2 separate regions of the Homo sapiens genome follow, and region 2 is linked to region 1. Evidence: read pairs that join two places in POLR2A ChIA-PET (ENCODE). Cell type or tissue: B cell. All regions are shown on one strand. Each heading gives the region's core, and the rest is flanking DNA. Links, peaks and the distances in the headings are about the cores only. Region 1 has its middle 16 kb from the start of DISP1. Region 2 has its middle 6.6 kb from the start of MIA3.

Evidence for each region. ChIA-PET counts read pairs that join two places held together with the same protein. Peaks named below come from ENCODE experiments on the same cell type or tissue, not always from the same donor. Only the 100,000 strongest peaks of a DNase experiment are listed, where the experiment ranks them.
Region 2: POLR2A ChIA-PET joins it to region 1 with 5 read pairs; 3 of 35 experiments call an interaction of 5 or more read pairs at or near these places.

The regions. Positions count from the first base shown.
Region 1 is chr1:222,792,248-222,805,131 of GRCh38, forward strand. No RefSeq gene overlaps it. Among named protein-coding and RNA genes, the nearest start is that of DISP1, 16 kb to the right of the region's middle. In B cell, for the core only: no CTCF peak of the experiment used is centred there; a DNase peak (open chromatin) is centred at 6,014.
Region 2 is chr1:222,606,899-222,616,058 of GRCh38, forward strand. No RefSeq gene overlaps it. Among named protein-coding and RNA genes, the nearest start is that of MIA3, 6.6 kb to the right of the region's middle. In B cell, for the core only: no CTCF peak of the experiment used is centred there; no DNase peak of the experiment used is centred there.

The DNA.
Region 1 (12,884 bases), core at 4,948-7,447:
GCCTCTGCAGTTCAGGATTCAGGGACTGAGAGTAGGAAAATTTAAAAAGGTTGATGAGGTTCAAATGGAAATCAACAAGAGGGTCTGACAAATTGGATTAAGTTTTCACCTGTGGGTAGAGGGAGAAAGGGTGTGTGTGTGTGCGCGTGCGTGCGTGTGCACATATATATGCGTATGTGTTCGTATTCGTGTGTGTGTGTGTGTGTGTGTGTGTGTGTGTGTGTGTGTAGCTGCATGGCTCTCCTTAGAGATGCTTCTTTAAATCCCCCTTTTCTTGCCTACCACTGCTTATAACCCACCATTTCTGCAATGAAAGGCAGAGATGGAGGACCTGCGTACACTCTATGGTAAATTGTTGGAGTAAAACCTGTTCAGAAATCAAACCTTCCTCTTTGGCTGCCTGCCACTGTGCTGGATTCAATCATAACAAGTAGCCCAGACCCCAACCATCTTCTCTACATCAACCTCACCTTTATTCTACCACAATATTCATCTGTTATCAAATGAGATAAAGTATAAGAGAGCATTTTATAAGTTATTAAGTGTCATACAAATATTAGTTATCATTGTTACTACCACCTGCAAAACTGGTCAATTTCGATAAGTTTCCTTTTCTGCATGTCTGAGTTCTATGAAAAACTTCACTAAAAAACTCATTGAAAAATCCCCATGTTGTTTTCGGAACTGATCACTAGGTGTTGCTATTTGATAACACATTATCAACACCCTGCCCACCCCCAAATGCCTGTATTTTTTTGCAGAGGTACTGAGATTGATTTTTCTCTATTTGATTTTGATAAGAATTATCTGTTGTGTTTCACATAATTTGCAGAGAAATAATTTGAAGTCAAGTAGGAGTAATTGGCCTTATTCCTTGCTTCCCCTCTTTTTCCTCTTTCATGCCTTCGATTTTAACAACCATCTCTCTCACTGCAGTGCCTGCAATGCAGATCACTCCTCAATCCCTATTTCATCTATTCAACAAATATTTATTGAACATTATATATGTGCCAGACATTGACTAGGAGCTGAGTATACAAGAGTGAATAAAACAGCCAAAGTTTTGACCACCATGCAGCTTACTCTTACGGCTCTTTCTTGGACAACCGACCCACATTTTCAACTTTTTTTGCAATAGGAACTAAACTTGTCTTTTCGTTTCCCACATTGAAAATCTCTCAGGTAGCATCCATGTAGCTGAACTGCTTCTCAAACTCATCATATTCATCCTGAGCACCACCTTTTGACTTGAATGGAAACATGACTTGTTCTCTTAAGTCATCAAGCTCAAAAATCTCAGTTATGCTAAGTGAAATAAGCCAGGCACAGAAAGTCAAATACTGGGTGATCTCCCTTATATGTGGAATCTAAAAAAGTAAATTTCATAGAAACAGTGAGCAGAAAGATGGTTGTGGTTACCATCGGCTGGTGAGGGGGAGAAGGGTGGGAGAAGCGAAGGAATGTTGATCAAAGGGTTCAAGGTTTCAGTTTAGACTGAAGGAATACGTTTCAATGATCTATAATAATGTATTGTGTATTTCAAAACTGTTAAAATAATAGATTTTTAACATCTCACAAGAAAAAAGATAAATTGATGAAGTGATAGATATGTTAGATATGTTAATTAGCTGGATTTAACCTTTCTACAATGTGTGCATGGATCAAAACATCATGTTGTACCTCATAAATGCACATAATTATTTTTGTCAATTAAAAATAAATAAAGTTTAAAAACCCAAACTTTTTTTTTTTTTTTTTGAACTGCTTCCTCTCCTTTGCTTCCATTCCTAATCAATTGTCACATCCAAGCTTTGGAACAGGTCTTCAGTGCCCCTGGCCTGGGCCACAGTGATAGAATTTCCTGCTTCCTTTTCCTCTTACCTCCAACAAATCCTCTACATTGCTGACAGAGTAATTCTCTTGAATAGTACTTCTCACCATACAACCCCCAGCCCCTTTCTTTATTCTAAGCATTTAAACTCCTATTCTTAGCATCTAAATCTCTCCATCACCTGACTTCAACCTCCATAGTCTTCACTCTACCTCTAAATCAACAAAAAGTGGGTTAAGAAATGTTTATGTACCATGCATTGGACTAAGGCACATGGAGTAGAGATATGAACAAGACCAGATCCCTTCCCTCATGATAAGCAGAAGATTACTAAATAAGTGTTATGGATTGAATTGTGCCCATCCCCAATTCATATGTTGATACCCTACCCGCCAGTACCTTAGAATGTATTAGGAGATAGGGCCTTTAAAGAGGTAAAGGGGTTAAATGAGGTCATGAGGGTAGGACACCAATCCAGTAGGACTGGTGCTCTTGTAAAAGGAGAGAGATACACCAGGGATGCACACATACAGAGGAGAGGTGACGTAAGGACACAGAGAGAAAGAAGACAGCCATCTGCAAGTCTGGAAAGAGACCTCAGGAGAAACCAAACCTGCCAACACTTTGATCTTGGACTTCCAGTTGATGGCAGTGGCAGGCCATTTGTAGCAACCGCTGCCATCATGCCAGCTGCAGCAGGGAGGCGCAGCCAGGGCTGCACACTCCATGAAGCCAGCAGGAACTGGGGAGAAGTGGGAGCCCCACCCATTCTGAGTTGGGGCAGGAGCTCCTTGGATGCCACTGCAGCCGCCCAAGCCACAGCTGCGGACCCAGACATCCCTGTGCTCTTGGGGCCCGGGAGCAGGTGGGAGCTCCAACCTCTGATGCACAGCTTCAGCTGCCCAAACCAGGGCTGCAGATCCAGGCCTCCTGCTCCATGGAGCAGGCAGGAGCCACCTCCCCTCCTGCCCCTCCTCCACCCCCACAGCTGTAGCCGCCCAAACTGTGGCTGCAGACCCAGGCATCTCTACACTCTTAGGGGCCCTGGAAGGCCTCCTCCTACCCTCACAGGCTTGGAAGTGCCTGCTCCCACTGCCTGGCTTCTCTCTGCTGTAGGCACCTGCTTCTATCTTGAAGCAAAGTCAGGCTGAGCCCAGGCACTGTTGGAGCCCAGCCAAGTGTGCACACTCTTGGGGCAGTGCTGACATGCCAGCTTCTTGCCATCTCAGCCACTTCTGGACTTTGGGCACCAACAAGCATAGGAAGGAAGCCAAGGGTGGCTAAGGGCAGCTCTGCACTGGCCTGCAGGTGCCCCTTGGCAACTACAGCCTGGATACCATGGATGGCAGCTGAAGGCAGACAGGTTCCTGGGCAGAAGTGGGCAGGTCCCTGGTGAGGCCCCACATTCAGGCTAGGGAGGGCCTGAAGACTGTGGGCTGGACTGCTAGTCCCATGAACCAGAGTAGGAACTCCTGGTGCCTTTTCCCGGCCCACCCATGGCCACCTGTGGACCAATCGGCACACACTTCCTCCCCTCTGAGGCCCATAAAAGTCCTGGGTTCATCCAGAGCTGAGTAGACATTGGGATGAACAGCTGCAGAGAGGAGCTACCCACTTCAGGGACTCCTCTCTGCTGAGAGCTGCAGAGAAAATGGTATAACTTGTCTGCAGAGAGGAGCTTCCTACAACAGGGTCTCCTCTCTGCCAGGAGCTGAACACTCGCCAATGGGACACCATAGCTACAGAAAGGCGCTGCCTTCTGTGGGAGACCGAGCTGTTCTATCACTCAATAAAGCTCCGCTTCATCTTACCCACTCTCCACTTGTCTGCATACCTCATTCTTCCTCGTCACAGGACAAGAACTCAGGACCCATTGAATGGCGGGGCTAAAAGAGCTATAATGCAAACAGAGCTGAAACATGCCCCTTGCTTGCCATGTTGCAGGCAAAGAAAAGGAGAGATGAGCTGTGGCCCTTCGGGGATCCCAGACCTTGGAGCTCCCTGAGCCAGGGCTGTGACTCCCTCTTTAAAGCCCTGCAGTTCCTGGGATCTCCAAGCTTCCAGGTGCCACCATATTCCCCAGTGCCAGCCATGATGAGCTACTTGTGTTGCGTCTGGTTCAGCTGCAGCTTCTCAGAGAGCCAGCACCCATGCCAGCACCTGGTGCTGCCCACCCCACTGCAGCAGCCAGCATGTCTGTCTGGGCGCAGTGGCCGGACCACAGATTCATTCACACACCCCTCACCATTCCACGCCTGACTCATCCTTGACAAGCATGGGACCCAGGTCAGTAGTGTGAGACAAGTTCATCCTGCCTAGCCAAGTAGGAGAAAAGAGCCCAGCAGGCCCGAGCAAAACTTGGGCAAAGGTACCACCGGCTACAGAGATTTCCAGCCAGAAAAATGGCACCCCAAAGATCCCATAACACAGTCTTGATTTTGGATTTCCAAAACTATCAGAAAACAAATTCTGTTGTTTAAGCCACCCAGCCTGTAGGTATTTTGTTATGGTAGCCCTAGCAAACAAAGACAATAAGTAAATGCAATAAATTTTTGGAGAAATGGTGTTGGGCAGAACACTGGGACCACAGGAGGGAGGGGTCCACATATCTCTCTTTTGTATTATTATTATGCATTATTATGTGTTGTATTATTCATTGTTTTCCTAATATGCCAGTCTCCATAGCTTTGCCCTTACTGTTTTCTTCACTGGGCAAATGCAGCTCCCTATCTTCTCTCTACTATGAAAATCGGCCCGTCTTTTAAAGCCAATGCCATTACCGAGTTCTCTATAAAATCTTTCCTCTGTTCTAAATTTGATTTTATCAGTCTTTTCTCTTGGTTCCCTTACCACTTTTTTTGTGTGTGCATGCCTTTCTGATAGTCCTCATTTTCTGCAGCTTTAATTTTGATTCTTTGGTTTTTTTTGTTTGTTTTTTTGTTTGTTTGTTTTTTGAGATGGAGTTTCGCTCTTGTTGCCCAGGCTGGAGTGCAATGGTGTTATCTTGGCTCACTGCAACCTCCGCCACCCGGGTTCAAGCAATTCTCCTGTCTCAGCCTCCCAAGATTATAGGCATATGCCACCATGCCTGGCTAATTTTGTATTTTTAGTAGAGATGGTGTTTCACCATGTTGGTCAGGCTGGTCTTGAACTCCCAACCTCAGGTGATCTGCCCACCTCAGTCTCCCAAAGTGCTAGGATTACAGGCATGAGCCACTGTGTCTGTCGATATTCTTTGTATTTTTAACTCACCTATTCTCCCAATCTTAAGTGCCTCAATAGAAGGAAATGTCTGTCACTCATTTATATGTACTGAAAGTACCTATTACTGGGATTTGCACACAGTAGATGCTCAATAAATATTTATTTAATTTGAACAAGGGGAAACTCCTGCAAGAATAAAGAGAATTATACACTTTTGTTGACATTTTAAGGAGAATATATTCTTTGTTCTTTTCTAAAAAAGAAATGATGGGGTTATTTTCCATTCTCTTACAAATTATGGACTTAAAAGGGGTAACTAAAAGAAACTGACCATCCAAGTTTCTATGTCTTCAAGTGTCAGTTTATCCAAATCTAGAAGTTTGGGTTAAACAAACACATTCAGAGTTTATCTCTAGCACACTTCTCTGTGGGTATGAAAACATTTGGGATTGAAGAGTTATTGGAAATTTAACTTCTAGAGAATGAGAACAATGACCTAAAAGTTTAACTCCTTCTTTTCTTCCTGTCCCCTAAGTTATGGCCTCAGCTTCTGAAGCCCTTTCTTCTATACCCTTTGCTAAATTTTATTAAGATCTAGCATTCACCTGAAAACTTCAGGGGGCTCACAGAACAGCTTCAGAATTCCCCCACTAACTCTCAATACAAACAAGTACTCTTAACCCTAAATGCTTTCCTCTTTTTTTCTTTCAGTTAAATCTTAATTTTTAAAGTGTAATGAAAATATTCCTGACTGGGTGCAGTGGCTTATGCCTGTAATTCCAACACTTTGGGAGGCCAAGGTGGGAGGATTGCTTGAGCTCAGGAGTTCGAGCCCAGCCTGGCAAACATGGTGAAACTCTGTCTCTACTAAAAATGCAAAAACTAGCTGGTTGTGGTGGCATGTGCCTGTAGTCCCAGCTACTTCAGAGGCTGAGGGGGGAGGATCTTCTGAGCCTGGGGGGAGGAGTTTGCTGTCACCCTCCAGCCTGGGCAACAGAGTGAGACCATGTCTCAAAAAAAAAAAAAAAAAAGTCTAAAGAACTTTAGTAACTCAAACATGAGTCATGCTGGAATTAAACAGAAAAAAAACCTGTCTTGCTCTGTTGAGCTGTTAACACAATAGTCTTCATATAAACCTAAGCTAGGAAATCCTGTTCTCATTTGCTCAGTGGAATGCTATACAGAAATGAAAGAAAGTAATGTGGAATGAATGAAGCTACTCAAAAGAATACATACTCTTTCTTTATTACAAAGCTTGAGAATGAGCAAAATTAATGTCTAGTTATTGTGAGGATTAAATGAGTAGATTCATGCAAAGCCCTTGAATGAATAGACTAATTGAAGCTAATCAATAAGTGTGAGCCACTTTTGTCACCATGAGGGTTGGTCACTGAAACCCCTCTGAAATAATTGCACTTATTAAGTGGTCTTTTTTTTTTGACAGAGTCTCACTCTGTCACCCAGGCTGGAGTGCAGTGGTGCAACCTCAACTCACTGCAACCTCTGCCTCCCAGGTTTAACCAATTCTCCTGCCTCAGCCTCCCGACTACAGGTGCACGCCAACATGCCCAGCTAATTTTTGTATTTTTAGTAGAGATGAGGTTTTGCCATGTTGGCCAGGCTCATCTTGAACTCCTGACCTCAGGTGATCTGCCCGCCTCAGCCTCCCAAAGTGCAGGGATTACAGGTGTGAGCCACCACACCCGGCAACATTAAGTGGTCTTAATGAAGAATCTTAAGCTGCCCTGATGACACGGTGATGAAAGCTCCAGTAAGCTAACTTCACCCAGAAGACTGGTCACCTCCATCAGCACCTGCAGGCAGAGGTGATGCTAGCAGTAAAATGAGGCTGACTGAAGGGCAGGAAGCAGAGAAGGGTGTGGCTCAGGCGAGAGATCCAGCGAACAGTGGCTAGCAAGGTATTTCTGAGAACAGCATGGGGAGGGTGGGAGAAACAGGAAAGCAGGTGTAATAGAAGCTCCAGAGTGGGACTTTAAGGACACCCCCACACATGATAGCTTCCATCACCCTTCCTCAAGCTATCCCAAATAAGTGCACTCTATGGGCAGTACTTTTTATAATTTAAGAGAAAACCATAGGCTCGCTTTGGAAACAGCTCCAGGAGATGTTCCTTAGCCCTGTTCTTAACCAGGACCGCCCTCCTTTAATACCGGATCTGGAGCAGCCCCTGGGTCCTTGGTCCCTCATTCCCTAAGACAACAGCCCATTCATCCTGCCTTAGATGCTACAATGAGGCAGATGTGAGGGACAGGAATTCATCCCTCCTCTGGTTCCAGAGTCATGTCCCACAGTGGTAGTTTCCATTGTACTCTGTCTGGCTACATGTTGAGCCTGCAAACATGCTGTTAATGCTCTTTTTAATGTTCTGTAGTAAGAATGTATGCATGCTCAAAAATGTTGAATAACAGAAATACCACTTTTCAAAAATTGCAACATTTCTGTTTATTTCTCTCCTTTTCCATCTACTCTCCTTTTACTCAGGAATTTGTAGATTCAAAGTAACTTAACTAGTGGTTTGGGGATTTATAATAGATTTTATGAAGAAGGCTTTGAAAGTACTTTAAAAAACACTATATTCCTTATATTTCAATCTATAAATGTAAAAATGTCTCCATAAAGAGCCAAACTGCACTTAAACTGTCATTTTCAAGTTCATGGACACTCATAATCCAAAATTAATTATAATCCTCAGTAATTATAATGACACCATTAAGTTCTTCACATCTCAGGATTTGTTCTACATGAGAATGATCTTAACTCGATTATACTTCAGCAACCTGAGTTGTCATATAATTGCTCTCTGAAACTCATGAATGGTGACACCGCAGGTATTTAACAAATGCTATTGGATTTTCTTATCCTGATCATGTTTCCTTTTTCCTCACCTCTAAAAAAAATGATGTAGGAAAGGTAAAGGCATGGAAAAGGAAATATGAACTATTCATGACATTTTTCAAATGAAATGATAATTCAAATTATGTTTTGGGTAATAGAAAAATGGAGCCTTAAGCAAAAATTGTAGACTAGTTGGCATTCCTCTAGCTACAGTAAGTGAAGCCTGAATCTTTGACTCTATACATCTTCAAAGTATCCTAAGGTGAGCAGACTTTGGGTTAGTTCTCATAGTGTGGTTTTCTCAAGAAGAGTCCCACAGGCTGGGCGCGATGATTCATGCCTGTAATCCCAGCATTTTGGGAGGCCAAGGCAGGTGGATCACTTGAGGTCAGGAGTTCGAGACCAGCCTGGCCAACAAGGCAAAACCCTGTCTCTACTGAAAATACAAAAACTAGCCAGATGTGGTGGCGGGCACCTGTAATCCATCTACTCAGGAGGCTGAAGCATGAGAATCGCTTGAACCTGGGAGGTGGAGATTGCAGTGAGCTGAGATTGTACCACTGCACTCCAGCCTGGGCCACAAAATGAGACCCTGTCTCAAAAAAAAAAAAAAAAAAGAAGAGTCCCACAAACTTTGTTCCCTAATGAACTTAGCTATGAACTATATGCATGTATAAATGCAGGGTATACTTTTTCTCTAATAGATTGGGTTAACTTTGCCTATGTAATTTGTCAAAGTTTCCCAAGATAAGGGATCATGGACCTAACAGGATCATCCATGAGCATACTGAAATTGTATGTAAAATTGTGTGTGTGAGCACGTACTTTTTCCTGGGAGAATCGGTGTATATTTTGGATCATATTTTCAGAAGGGAAATCATTCTCATTAAAGAAATAAGGGCAAGAAGGACTGACTCTGGGTGAGAACCAGAAAAAAAAACAAGGAGCCCAAGAGCAAAGTCTAATGCTGGTACAAGACAGCAGGAGGGGTGGGTGGAGTGAATGGCACAGGCAGTGGTTCTGAAGCATCAAACTAGAAAATAGCTGTCCAAGAACAGAAAGTCATCCATCCCGGAATGATAGGGTTTATTTATTGTAAATACTCTGAGTTCATTTGCCAGAATTGATTTTTTTGAGGCAGGCTCACACAAATCATTCAGGTCAAAAGACTCTCCAGCCAAGCCCTAATGGACAGAGGAAAGATGTCTGACGTGAACCGTAGGTGGGTAACTACTTCAGCAAACACGAAGGAGTTTGATGAGGAGGAGGGAGTAGACTGGCTGAATTCATGTGCTTAGACCTTAATTGAGGACCAGATAAAGGGCTCATCATTTAGGTTGTTCCTTTCAGGTCTTTTCAGTTAGTTTATGATTTGGCCAGAGGTCATTCTTCTCCAAAGTAGCACATCTGTTTTTATTCATTCACTCTTAGGTAGGAATTCAGGATGTATGGTGACACTGGAGCAGTTAGTTGCAGGGACATGGAGGAGGTGGGAAGGGAGAGGAGGACACAAGGGGAAGGGCACATGGGCAGAGGGACAGCAGTTCTGCAGAGCTTCACACCTCCCGGGAGGAAGAGTGGAAGGGCCTGGGACCATAGCACTGTGCTGGTAAACTGAGGCCCTCCTGTTCCATATGTCAATCCACTATTAATGCTTCATTTCATTAATTCTTGAAGGCCTTTTTTTTAAATGAATATTTTCCAAGGAAATAAAAGAACACTCCTGGGAGGATCAATGCTTAAGACCTCTTCAGCTTCCACCTCAAATTTTAGTTAATACCATAACAAGGGGTGGGAACACAGAGGAAATATGAGAGGGCTGATGATTATGTTCCATAATTTTGCTAAGAATCCGACCTTTTTCAGCGTTCCTGTCCCAGCAGTATTTAAAATCATTACTGGCTTACATGTCAAAAGTTCAGGGATCATATTTTTGAAATAAAACTGACAAGTATAAGTATACTTACATGGATAATAGGATAGGATACCTGAGATTATAATGAGATTTAGCCAAAGGTGGCCGACTCCCATTTCACTTACGAGTTACACCCTTCCCAACCTACAATTAGATCTGCTGGCTAGATGCCACATGAAATGTAAGGCAAACTTTTCTTCCCCTTAAAAATTGTAGAAAAATTACTGGTCTAAAGTTTTGGGTAATATTACACTTTTTATTTGGACACTTTGGTTTAAAGACTTTTATTGTTTAAAACTGTATATTTTATTGTCATATGTGTTAGCTGTCAAGAAAAGGTTATTATCAACCATAACACACTTATTTGGGCAGCTAGCAATGAACTATTCAAAAAGTCCATGGTAAATGGCTTTGATGTTTTGAAGAACATGTGAATGCTGGCATTCTGGGAGTGTTTGAGGGAAGTCCAGCTTTTAAGATAAACTGATGCTTAGAAGGTGTAGAAAGAATGTTATCTACCTTTGTAAACTGAAATCTCTTTGGGACCTTAAAAAAAAAGCAAGAAAGTTATCTTTCTCTTTAGACTAGGAATACACAGGAAGAGGAAGGTGAAAAGCGAGTTGGTTGGGTAATGGACTATTTTAAGTGTTTCATGTTGATTTGGCGAAAACAATTATTTTTCTTATTTAAAAATTACATTTCACATCAAGACTGAATGATTTTAATATTTTAAACATACATTTGTTTTGTTAAGGTAACTAGAAGTGATTTTATTTTCAGGCTTATTCTTTCACCTCTGCTTCTATGAAGTGATTCATGTTACACTGGCATGTAAAGTACCCGAGCCTGCAATAGGGAGAAACTTCTCCAATGAAAAGAGGTATTTTTCTAGCTACGTATGCTGCATATTTGTCAAGGAAAAACTGTTAGTGGTTTTGCGGCTTGACATTTTCCATTTCATATATTATTTAAATAAACACATTAATTTTAGATTTGGAACTGTTTGGACAGTTAGCTTTCCTGAGTCATCTAAGACCCCTCTCTGTTCACCTTACTATCAACTATCTTTTTTTTTTTTTCTAGTCCCACTGGCAGTTCCTTAACTCTCTCCTTATAGCACCTACCTTTCTTTACCTACCGTTTTATCATTCTTCTTTCTCTGTATTTGACTTTGTTTTGGAATAGAAACAGATTAAATTTGCATTTTTCAAATTGTCCAAGTTGGAGAATGACCCTTTACATATAATACAAGTAAAGGTGAGTGAACTTCTGTGAACTTTCTTCTGTGAACTTTTGTACCATTCATGGGCCAGAGAACCAATTTTTGGTATATTACATATGGTGTGTGTGTGTGTGTGTGTGTGTGTGTGTGTGTATTTAAATATACCTTCTTAGTTTAAAAATTCAATGGTGTAAAATAAAATAATAACATTAGAGTCCAATTTGACTTCATTTATATTAAGCAAAATACACTAACACACATACACAAACTTTATTGCAGATTCTCTTGGAATCTTAGAGTCAGAAGTTAGGTCATCTGGCCCACACTCACCCACTTCTCATTAAAGCAATGGTGGAAGATCGTCATTCACTTCTGTTTGGAGATCTCAAAAAATGGACAATTCTGCCTGTTTTGAATGGCTTTTTTTCCCCCCGTTGATTCATGTGTTGATTTGTTTATCTCTTTGTCATTTATCAGACACAAACTATGTCAATCACTGGAAAGCACAGTCATCTTTTGGGGTATACTTCCTGCCCTCCAGGAATGTAAATTACTGTGGGAAGAGACAGCTATGTAAATGCGTAAATATAGCATATAATATGGTCATTAACACTGCAGAGATATGAAGCCGTGGATGAGGCCAGAGGACAAGACTCATTACCTCCTCTTGGAGGCCATTGGGAGGATTCATAGGGTCACATTTGTGATGGTCCTGAAGGTTGAGTAGGAGTATAACAGTTGAAGAGGCAGAAGGAAGACATTCCAGGTACAAAGCAAAACACATGCAAAGAAACTCAGTAAGAAGAGACTGGAAAGACAGGGTGGTTGGAGGTCTGTTTCATGGAAGCTCTAAAGAGAAAACTAGATTTTGTCAGAAGGGATGAGAAGATAGGTAATTTGGGGGAGAGGTAGCGAGGGAAAAGATACAGGATGAGTCTGGAAAGATAACTGGTGGTTCTGAGTAGGAAAACCCATATCTGTTAAGGAATTGGATTTTATCCCATAAGCAACATGAAGCCAACTAGTGCTTCCAACTGTAATAATAATAGCTATCACTTATATTGCAGTTTCAATGTGGTGGGCATTGTCCTAAGTATTTTAGATACATTAACTTAGACTTTGTACCAACCCTATGAGGTAAGAACTATTATCATCCCCATTTTAAGATGATGAAACTGAGGCACAGAGAGGTTAGGTAAGTTACTTAAGACCACACAGATAGTAGTGGACAAAACTGGGATTTGAACTAAGTAAGGGAGTTTTAGAAAAATAACTGATAGCAATGTGGAGTGTGGCTCACAGCTAGTGGCAAGAAGTCCAGTCTGGAGGCTGTTATAATAATTCAAACAGAAGAGTTTATATTGAGACAGCTGCCAGGATGGAAAAGTACATCAAAAAACATACTGTGTCAAAATTTTATCTCTTATATGCTTGCTGTGGGATGCAAAGCATTCTGAGTTCTCTCGAATGATTTCATCATAAATCAGAACTTTGATAAAGAGTGGCAATAGAAGAACTTGGCAAATATTTATTGCATGCTCATTCATGCAAGCCCCTATGCAACTCTGCTCTACTTTCAAGTATCATTTACTTCATTTTTATTACAACTAAATTTCCTAGTAGAAATATAATCTAGCATTTAAAATGTGGCATGGTATTTCCTTCATGCACAGGTATTCCCAGAGAGATGTTCTTTTATATTTTCTGACCAAACGAAAATAAGCCACTCAGTGTCTTGCTATGAATCCCTGTCAGAAAGTGGCTCATGTTTGCCAGAGTTTGGGTGGGCAGTGGGCCAATCTCAAATGACTTGAGTAAATCATTTGAACCCAAACACTCTCTTCTTCTTTTAAAAT
Region 2 (9,160 bases), core at 1,151-3,650, 190 kb before region 1:
ATCATGAGAACAGCACAGGAAAGTCCTGCCCCTGTGATTCAATCATCTGTCACCAGGTCCCTCCCACAACATGCAAGAATTATGGGAGCTACAAGATGAGATTAGGGTGGAGACACAGAGCCAAACCATATTATTCTACCCCTGGCCTCTGCCAAATCTGGTATCTTCACATTTCAAAGCGAATCATGCCTCTCCAAAAGTTCCCCAAGGTCTCAGCTCATTCCAACATTAACTCAAAAGTCCACAGTCAGCTGGGCATGGTGGCTCACACCTGTAATCCCAGCACTTTGGGAGGCCGAGGTGGGCAGATCACCTGAGGTCAGGAGTTTGAGACAAGCCTGGCTGATACGGTGAAACCACATCTCTACTAAAAATACGAAAATTAGCTGGCTGTGCTAGCACATGCCTGTAATCCCAGCTACTTGGGAGGCTGAGGCAGGAGAATCACTTAAGCCTAGGAGGTGGAGGTTGCAGTGAGCTAAGATTGTGCCACTGCACTCCAGCCTGGGCAACAGAGTGAGATTCTATCTCAAAAAAAAAAAAAAAAGTCCACAGTCCAAAGTCTTATCTGAGACAAGGCAAGTCCCTTCCACCTATGAGCCTGTAAAATCAAAAGCAAGTTAGTTACTTCCTAGATACAATGGGGGTGCAGGCACTGGATAAATAGAGCCATTCCAAATGGGAGGAATTGGCCAAAACAAAGGGGCTAGAAGTCAAATCTTAAAGCTCCAAAACGATCTCCTTTGACCCCACGTCTCACACCCAGGTCATGCTGATGGAATAGGTGGGTTCCCATAGTATTGGGCAGCTCCACCCCTCTTGCTTTGCAGAGTACAGCCTCCCTCCCAGCTGCCTTCACAGGCTGGCACTGAGTGTCTGCGGCTTTTCCAGGTGCACGGTGCAAGCTGTCAGTGGATCTACCATTCTGGGGTCTGGAGGATGGTGGCTCTTTCTCACAGCTCCACTAGGCAGTGCCCCAGTAGGGACTCTGCATGGGGGCTCCCATTCTAAATTTCCCTTCTGTGGTGCCCTAGCAGAGGTTCTCCATGAGGGCTCCACTCCTGCAGCAAACTTTTGCCGGAGCATCCAGGCCTTTCCTTGCATCTTCTGAAATCTAGGTGGAGGTTCTTAAACCTCAATTCTTGACTTCTGTGCACTCGCAGGCTCAACATCACATGAAAGCTGCCAAGGCTTGAGGCTTGCACCCTCTAAATCCATGGCCCAAGCTCTACACTGGCCCCTTTCAGCCACAGCTGAAGCAGGTGGGATACAGGGCACCAAGTCCCTAGACTGCATACAGCAGAGGGACCCTGGGCCAGGCACACAAAACCACTTTTTCCTCTTAAACCTCTAGGCCTGTGATGGGAGGGGCTGCCACAAAGGTCTCTGACATGCCCTGGAGACATTTTCCCCATTGTCTTGGCTCATTGTTACTTATGCAAATTTCTGCAGCCAGCTTGAATTTCTCCCCAGAAAATGGGATTTTCTTTTCTATCACATTGTCAGGCTGCAAATTTTCCAAACTTTTCTTTTTTTTTTTTTTTTTTTTTTGAGACAGATTCTTGCTCTGTCACCAGGCTGGAATGTGATGGCGCGACCTTGGCTCACTGCAACCTCCACCTCCCAAGTTCAAGTGATTCTCCTGCCTCAGCCTCCCAAGTAGCTGGGACTACAGGTGTGCACCACCATGCCCAGCTAATTTTTGTATTTTTAGTAGAGATGGGGTTTCACCATGTTGGCCAGGATGGTCTTGATCTCTTGAGCTCGTGATCCACCCACCTCGGCCTCCCAAAGTGCTGGGATTACAGGCGTGAGCCACTGTGCCCACCCAAATTTTCCAAACTTTTATGCTCCATTTCCCTTTTGAAGCTGAATGCCTTTAACAGCACCCAAGTCACCTCTTGAATGCTTTCTTTTAGAAATTTCTTCTGCAAGATACCCTAAATCATCTCTCTCAAGTTCAAAGTTCCACAAACCTCTAGGACAGGGGCAAAATGCTGCCAGTCTCTTTGCTGAAACATAGCAAGAGTCACCTTTGCTCCAGTTCCCAACAAGTTCCTTATATGCCTCTGAGACCACCTCCTCCTGGACCTTATTGTCCATATCACCATCAGCATTTTTGTCAAAGCCATTCAACAAGTCTCAAGGAAGTTCCAGATTTTCCCACATTTTCCTATCTTCTTCTGAGCCTTCTGAATTGTTCCAAGCTCTGCCTGTTACCCAGTTCCAAAGTTGCTTCCACATTTTTGGGTATCTTTTCAGCAATGCCCCACTCTACTGGTACCAACTTACTGTATTAGTTTGTTTTCATGCTGCTGACAAAGACATATCTGAGACTGGGCAATTTACAAAAGAAAGAGGTTTATTGGACTCACAGTTCCACATGGCTGGGGAGGCCTCACAATTATGGCAGAAGGCAAGGAGCAGCAAGCCATGTCTTACATGGATGGCAACAGACAAAAAGAGAGCTTGTACAGGGAGACTCCTGTTTTTAAAACCATCAGATTTTGTGAGACCTATTCACTATCATGAGAACAGCATGGGAAAGACCCACCCCATGATTCAATAATCTCTCACCAGGTCCCTCCCACAACACGTGGGAATTATGGGAGCTACAAGATGAGATTTGGGTGGGGACACAGAGCTAAACCATACTATTCAGTTTCTAAAACTTGGACATCTTCCAGATACCTTTTTGTTATTGATTTCTAATTTAATTCCATGTGGTCAGAGAACATATTTTGCATAATTTGAATTTTTGAAAATTCAAATTGTTCTGTGGCCCATGACATTGTTGTAACTATTCCACAAAAACTTAAAAAGAATATGTATTCTGTTGTCGTCGGGTGGAGTGTTCTACAAATATCAATTAGGACAAGTTAATTGATGGTGTTAAGCCTTCTATATCCTTACTGATTATCTGGGTTCTTGTTCAATCAATTATTGAGAGAAAGGTGGTGAAATCTCCAACTATTTGTGCAGTTCTCCTATTAGGTTTTATCACTTTTTGCTTCATGAATTTTAAAGCTCTATTATTAAATGTATATACATTTAAAATTGTTGTATCATCTTGATGAGTTGTCTTCTTTAACATTATGAAATAGCTATCTCTGGTAATATTCTTTGCTCTTAAATCTATTTTGTCTGATATTAATATGGCTACTCTAGCTTATTTTGATTAGTGTTAGCATGGTTTATCTTTTTTTACATTTAATGTATTTGTGTCATTATATTTCAATTGTGTTTTCTTGTAGACAGCATCTAGTAGGGTATTGCTTTTGAATTGTATCTAACAGTCCTGCCTCTGACCATTTACATTTAATGTGATTATTGATATGATTGATAAAATCCAGGGTCTTGTTATTTCCTTTCTATTTGTCCCATCTGTTTTTTTTCCCTTTTACTCTTTTATCATCTACTTCTGAATTAACCACAGGTTATGTCCTTTGTGAGCTTACAGCTATAACTCTGTGCTTTTTTTGGTGTTGCCTCAGGGTTTATAGTATATATCTTTAATTTATTATACTATACCTTCATGGAATATTTTATCACTTCATCTATAGTTTAAGATCTTTATTTCTATTTCTCCTCTCCTGGTTTTATACTTTAGTTGTCATTCATTTTAATGTACATATAGTGTATATTTCATGATATATTGTTATTAGTTTGCTTTAAACAGTTAATTATCTTTTAAAGAGATTTTTAAAATAAGAAACATGTTTTATATATTTTAAATAGAAAAATATTTTATATTTGCCCACATATATACATTTCTGGCATTCTTTATTCTTTTTCGTATATCCAGATTTCCATCTGTTATTTTTTTCTGCCTAAAGGGCTTCAACATTTCTTGAATTGTAGATCTTGTAGTGATGAATTCTTTCAGCATTTGTGCATGTGAAAATGTATTTTACCATATTTTGTCTTGCTTTATTTTGCATATTTAGAAATTTACTTTTTGACATGAGAGTCTTTTGGAGGGGTACAGCTTTATTGACCTATAACTCGCATACCATACAATCCACCCACTTGAAGTGTACAGTTCTATGGTTGTTAGTATGGAGATGTGTAGCCTTCACCACAATCAATTTTAGAACATTTCCATCACCGCAAAGAGAAACTTTGTACACTTCATCTGTCAATCATTGAGCTCCCACCTCTTCCAGCCCTGGGCATCCTACTTTCTGTGTCTATAGATTTTTCTACTCTGAAAATGTCATCTAAATGGAACCACACAGTATGGGGCTTTTTGTGGCTAAGTTCTTTCATTTAGAATAATCCATTCAAGGGTCACTTATGTTGTAGTATGTATCATTATTTCATTCCTTTTTAATTGTCATTGTATTGATATACCTACCATATTTTATACCTACCATTAATTCATCAGTTGAATGAACACGTAGGTTGTTTCCATTTTTTACTTTCATGAATAATGCTATTATGAGCATTGGTAGACAAGGTTTTGTGTGGATATAAGTTTTTATTGCTCTTGGTTATATAACTAGGGGTAGATTTATTGGGTCATATGGTAATTCTATGTTTATCTTCTTGAGGAACTGCTAGACTATTTTCCAAAGTGCCTGTACCACTTGATATTCCTACCAGCAACGTATATGTGTTCCCATTTCTCCACATTCTTGACAACATCTGTTATTCTCTTTTATATTATAGCCAACCTAGTAGGTATGAAGTAGTGTCTCATTGTGGTTTTGATTTACACTCTTCTACTAGCTAATGATGTTGAGTATCTATCCTTTCATTTGCTTATGGGCCATTGAATATTTTCTTTGGAGAAATGTCTATTCCAATCCTTTGCCCATTTTGTTCTGTTTTTTGTTTTGTTTTGTTTTGAGACAGAGTCTAGCTCTGTCACCCAGGCTGAAGGGCAGTGGTGTGATCTCGGTTTACTGCAACCTCCTCCTCCCAGGTTCAAGTGATTCTCCTGCCTCGACCTCCCTAGTAGCTGGGATTACAGGAGCATGCCGCCATGCCCAGCTGATTTTTTTGTATTTTAGTAGAGATGGGGTTTCATTGTGTTGCCCAGGCTGGTCTAGAACTCCTGAGCTCAGGCAATCCACCTGCCTCGGTCTCCCAAAGTGCTAGGATTACAGGCGTGAGCCACCGCACCCGGCCCCTTTGCCCATATTCAAATTGGGTTATTCATTTATCTTTTTGTTATTGAGTTGTAAGAGTTCCTTATATATTCTAGGTACAAGTCCTTTATCAGATATATTAATTTCAAATATTTTCTTCTGTTCTTTGTGACTGCCTTTTCATTTTTCTTTTTTTAAATTTTGTTTTGATATAATGTCTCTTCATTTTCTTGATGGTAACCTTTGAAGCATAGAAGTTTTATATTTGATAAAGTCTAATTTATCTATTCTTTTCTTTGTTCCTTGTGCTTTTGGTGTCATAGATGAGAAACCATTGCCTATTCCAGGATTTACCCCTATGTTTTTTTCTAAGAGTCTTATGGTTTTAGCTATGACATTTAGGTCTGTGATCCATTTTGAGTTAATTTTTATATGTGGTAGGAGGTAGGGTTCAACTTAATTCTTTTGCACATGGATATTCAGTTGTCTTAGCATCATTCATTGAAAAGACTTTACTTCATCTTTGAAGAAAGACTACCTCATCTTTGGTATATAATTCCAGAATGTCACCTTTCTTTTCTTTCAGAACTTTAAAAATGTTCTGGCTGACATGGCTCTGACAAGAAGTATACAGTCATTTTATCTTTGCTCCTTTCTATATATTATGTATATTTTCTGTAGATCCTTTTCAAGTTTTTTTCCTTACCACTGGTTTTAGCCAATTTGATGTGCATTGGTGTTGTTTTCTTGATGTTTCCTGTGCTTGGGATTTGTTGGGCTTCTTGAATCTGTGAGTTTTCATCAAATTTGGAATACCTTCACTCATTATTTATTCAAAAATATTTTCTGTCTCTTCATCTCCTTCAGAGACCCCAATTACACATACATTGGACTGGTTGAAGTTGTGCACACTGATGGTCTATTCATTTCTTTCCATCTCTTTACTCTTTGTGTTTCATTGTTTGATTTTTTTGTCTTTTTAAAAATTTTTGTTTTTCTTTTTTTGCTTTGTACATCTGTCAGCTCATACCTACGGGTTTCATTGTGAAGAGTTTATATTGCTACATCTTCAAGCTCACTAATATTGTCTTCTGTAGTATACAATCTTTTGTTAATCCTATCCAGTGTATTTTTTATCTCAGGCATTGGTTTTTTTCACCTAAGTTTGAATTCGATTGTTTTTATATCTTGTTTCTCTTTTATATACATATGCTTTCCTATAGCATTTTGAACATATGGACTATAACTGTGTTCATACCCTTGTGTAATAATTCCATCACTAGTGTCATTTTTGATCATTTCTATTGATCGATTTCTCTTCATTATGAGTTGCATTTTCTTACTTCTTTGCATACCTTATAATTTTTCACTGCATTCCAGACATCATGAATTTACCTTGTTGAGTGTTAGATATTTTTGTATTCTTTTAAATATGCTAGAAGTTTATTCTGGAATGCAGTTAATTTACTTGGAAGCATTTTGATCTTTTCAAGGCTTGCTTTTCAGTTTTGCTAGGCAGGACCAGGGTAGCCTCTAATCTTGGGCTAATTTTTCCCTCTTACTGAATATTATACTTGATGCCCTGTTTATTACAGATTTTTCTACTCTGGCTGGTGATAATACAAACTGTTCTGCACTCTAACAATTGTCTCTTCCATTCCTCCCTGGTGTTCTTTTCCTGGCATCAGCTAGCTCCTCACACACATATGCTTATTGTTACTCAGCTGAAGACTTGAAGGAAATCCTCTGTAGATCTCTGGAGTTCTCTCTGTACAATTTTCTCTTCTCCGTGTAGCATTTTTTTTTCCTCTCTTGGACTTTGCCCTGTGAACTCTAGCTACATTGGCTTCCTCAAACTCTCAAATCTGTCTCTTTAACTCAAGAAGATTTCCTATTTGAGTTTCCCTTCCCTAGCTGTGTCCTGGAAACTCTCCAGGCAGTAAGCAAGGGCAATCATAGCACTCATCTCATCTGTCAAGTTTATCTTAGGGATTACTGTTCTATATTGCTTATTGTCCAATGTCTGACAGTATTTCCTATATTTTGTCCAGATTTTTAGATGTTTAATGTGAAAGGGTAAATCCTGTCCCTGTTACTCCATCTTGGATGGAAGCTATAGTCCTCAATAAATGTTTGACTCCATTCTCTAAACACTGAGTGATTTTATCATTGGCAATAGATTCTATCATTGGCAATAGATTTTATCATTGGCAATAGATTCTAGGTTCTTACTGGTAACTTCAGTGTTAGACCTTCTGGATGTTCATGGCTAGGCACCATGGCAAGTTTACAATGATATATGTTATTGCGATGTCTCCTATTTGTTTCAGTTATCTCTTGTTTTCTCATTTAGACTGCAAATTCCCTGAGGTCAGAAACCCTCCAATGTTACATTTCTATGTATCTTCCACCCAAAACTAGGCAAATTTATTTTTAACTCTTACTTAATCTTTACCCATTTGAAAATTCCATTTGAAGTGTTACCAAATAATACATGTAGGATTAGAGTTTATGTTAAACATCAATGCCACATATTCAAACGCTATGAGTGAAAATGAATTCTGATTCATCCCCTAATTTTATATATGCTAGGAGGAAGAACCACCACCCCTACCTTCACTATGGTCAGCTGAGAACTGTCTTCTAATTATCCACCAGGCTTGTCAATATCTTTTTAAGAAAATGATTTTTTCAAAAATGTAAATAAATCAAAACCCTATAAAATCTACACACTTAAGTAGCTAGTTCTTCAGTAACAGAGAGCTCTGACCTTTCATGTAAAAGCTTTTGTAAATATTAGTCAAAGTGAATATTATTCACTTTGTAAAGTAATAATATTCGATTAGATCATGTTGGAGTTTTGTTTTTTTCATCAATTAATTGTTATTAATTCTAATCTAAGGAGAAATAAGATAAAATCATGTTTTAAATCTGCTTTAATATTCTGGTAGTATATTGGGAAAAAATACATGCTATTTCATCCACTCCCTCTGCAACAAATACACCCTCATTCAACAGTAAATACATTTCAGGTTCTGTCCTTGGCGGTAAGGATGCTACTGAGGGGAAGACACCAAATGCCTTGTTTTCATGGTATATTCCCTTTTGGTACTATTCATTTTATGGAGGCTTTATTTAGGTTAATAGCATAATATATTTATAATGTGTGAAGATCTGTGGGTTTATTCAACAAATCATTTGTTGAGTACCTTATATATTCCAGACATTGTTCTAGGCACTGATATTACAGCAGTGAACAAAACAGACAAATCCGCTGCTTCCATGGAGCTTATATTGGAGGTTGGGTGGCAGTAAAGTAGATAAACATAAGGCAGGTGGTAAACGCTCTAAAGAAAAATAAAGCACAGTGATGAGCCAGCTAGTCATGAGAAGGAGTTCTGTTTTACGTAGGGGTATCAGGGAAGGCCTCACTTGTAAGATATGGCACTGTTACAGAGACACGATGAAGTGAGGAAACTAGTTAGCCAGGCAGACTATTTGGGGAATTATTCCAGGCTGACGGAAAATTGCAAGTGCAGATACACGAATGCAGGATTAGGCTTGGTGTATCTGAGTGGAACCAACAGAGCAAGGGAGGAGTGTTAGGAAATGAGGGTAAAAGGGCAGAGGAGTAAAATTAAATAAGACAGTGTACTCCATAAAAAAGTAATTGCATTTTACTTGGAAATGGGAAGCCATGGGAAGGTTATGAGCAGGGGAGAGGCATGACCACATTTATTTCATAAAACAATTGCTTTAGCTACTATTGAGACTATGACTTTGGAAGGGCAAGAGCAGAAGCAAGAACATGACAAGGCTATTGCAGTTATTCAGGTGAGAGATGGGTGGCCTGGCCTGCACTGCTGGCACTGGAGATGGGGAGAAGTGGTCAGATTCTGAATGTATTTCAAATGTTTATGCTGAGTGAAAGAGTCAGACAAAAAAAGAATGTATACGATATTATTCCATTTATATCAAATTCTAGAAAATGCAAACCAATCTGCAGTGACAGAAGGTTGTCTGAAGACAGCTGGGACAAGGGAGGGAGGGATTATAAAGGATCATGA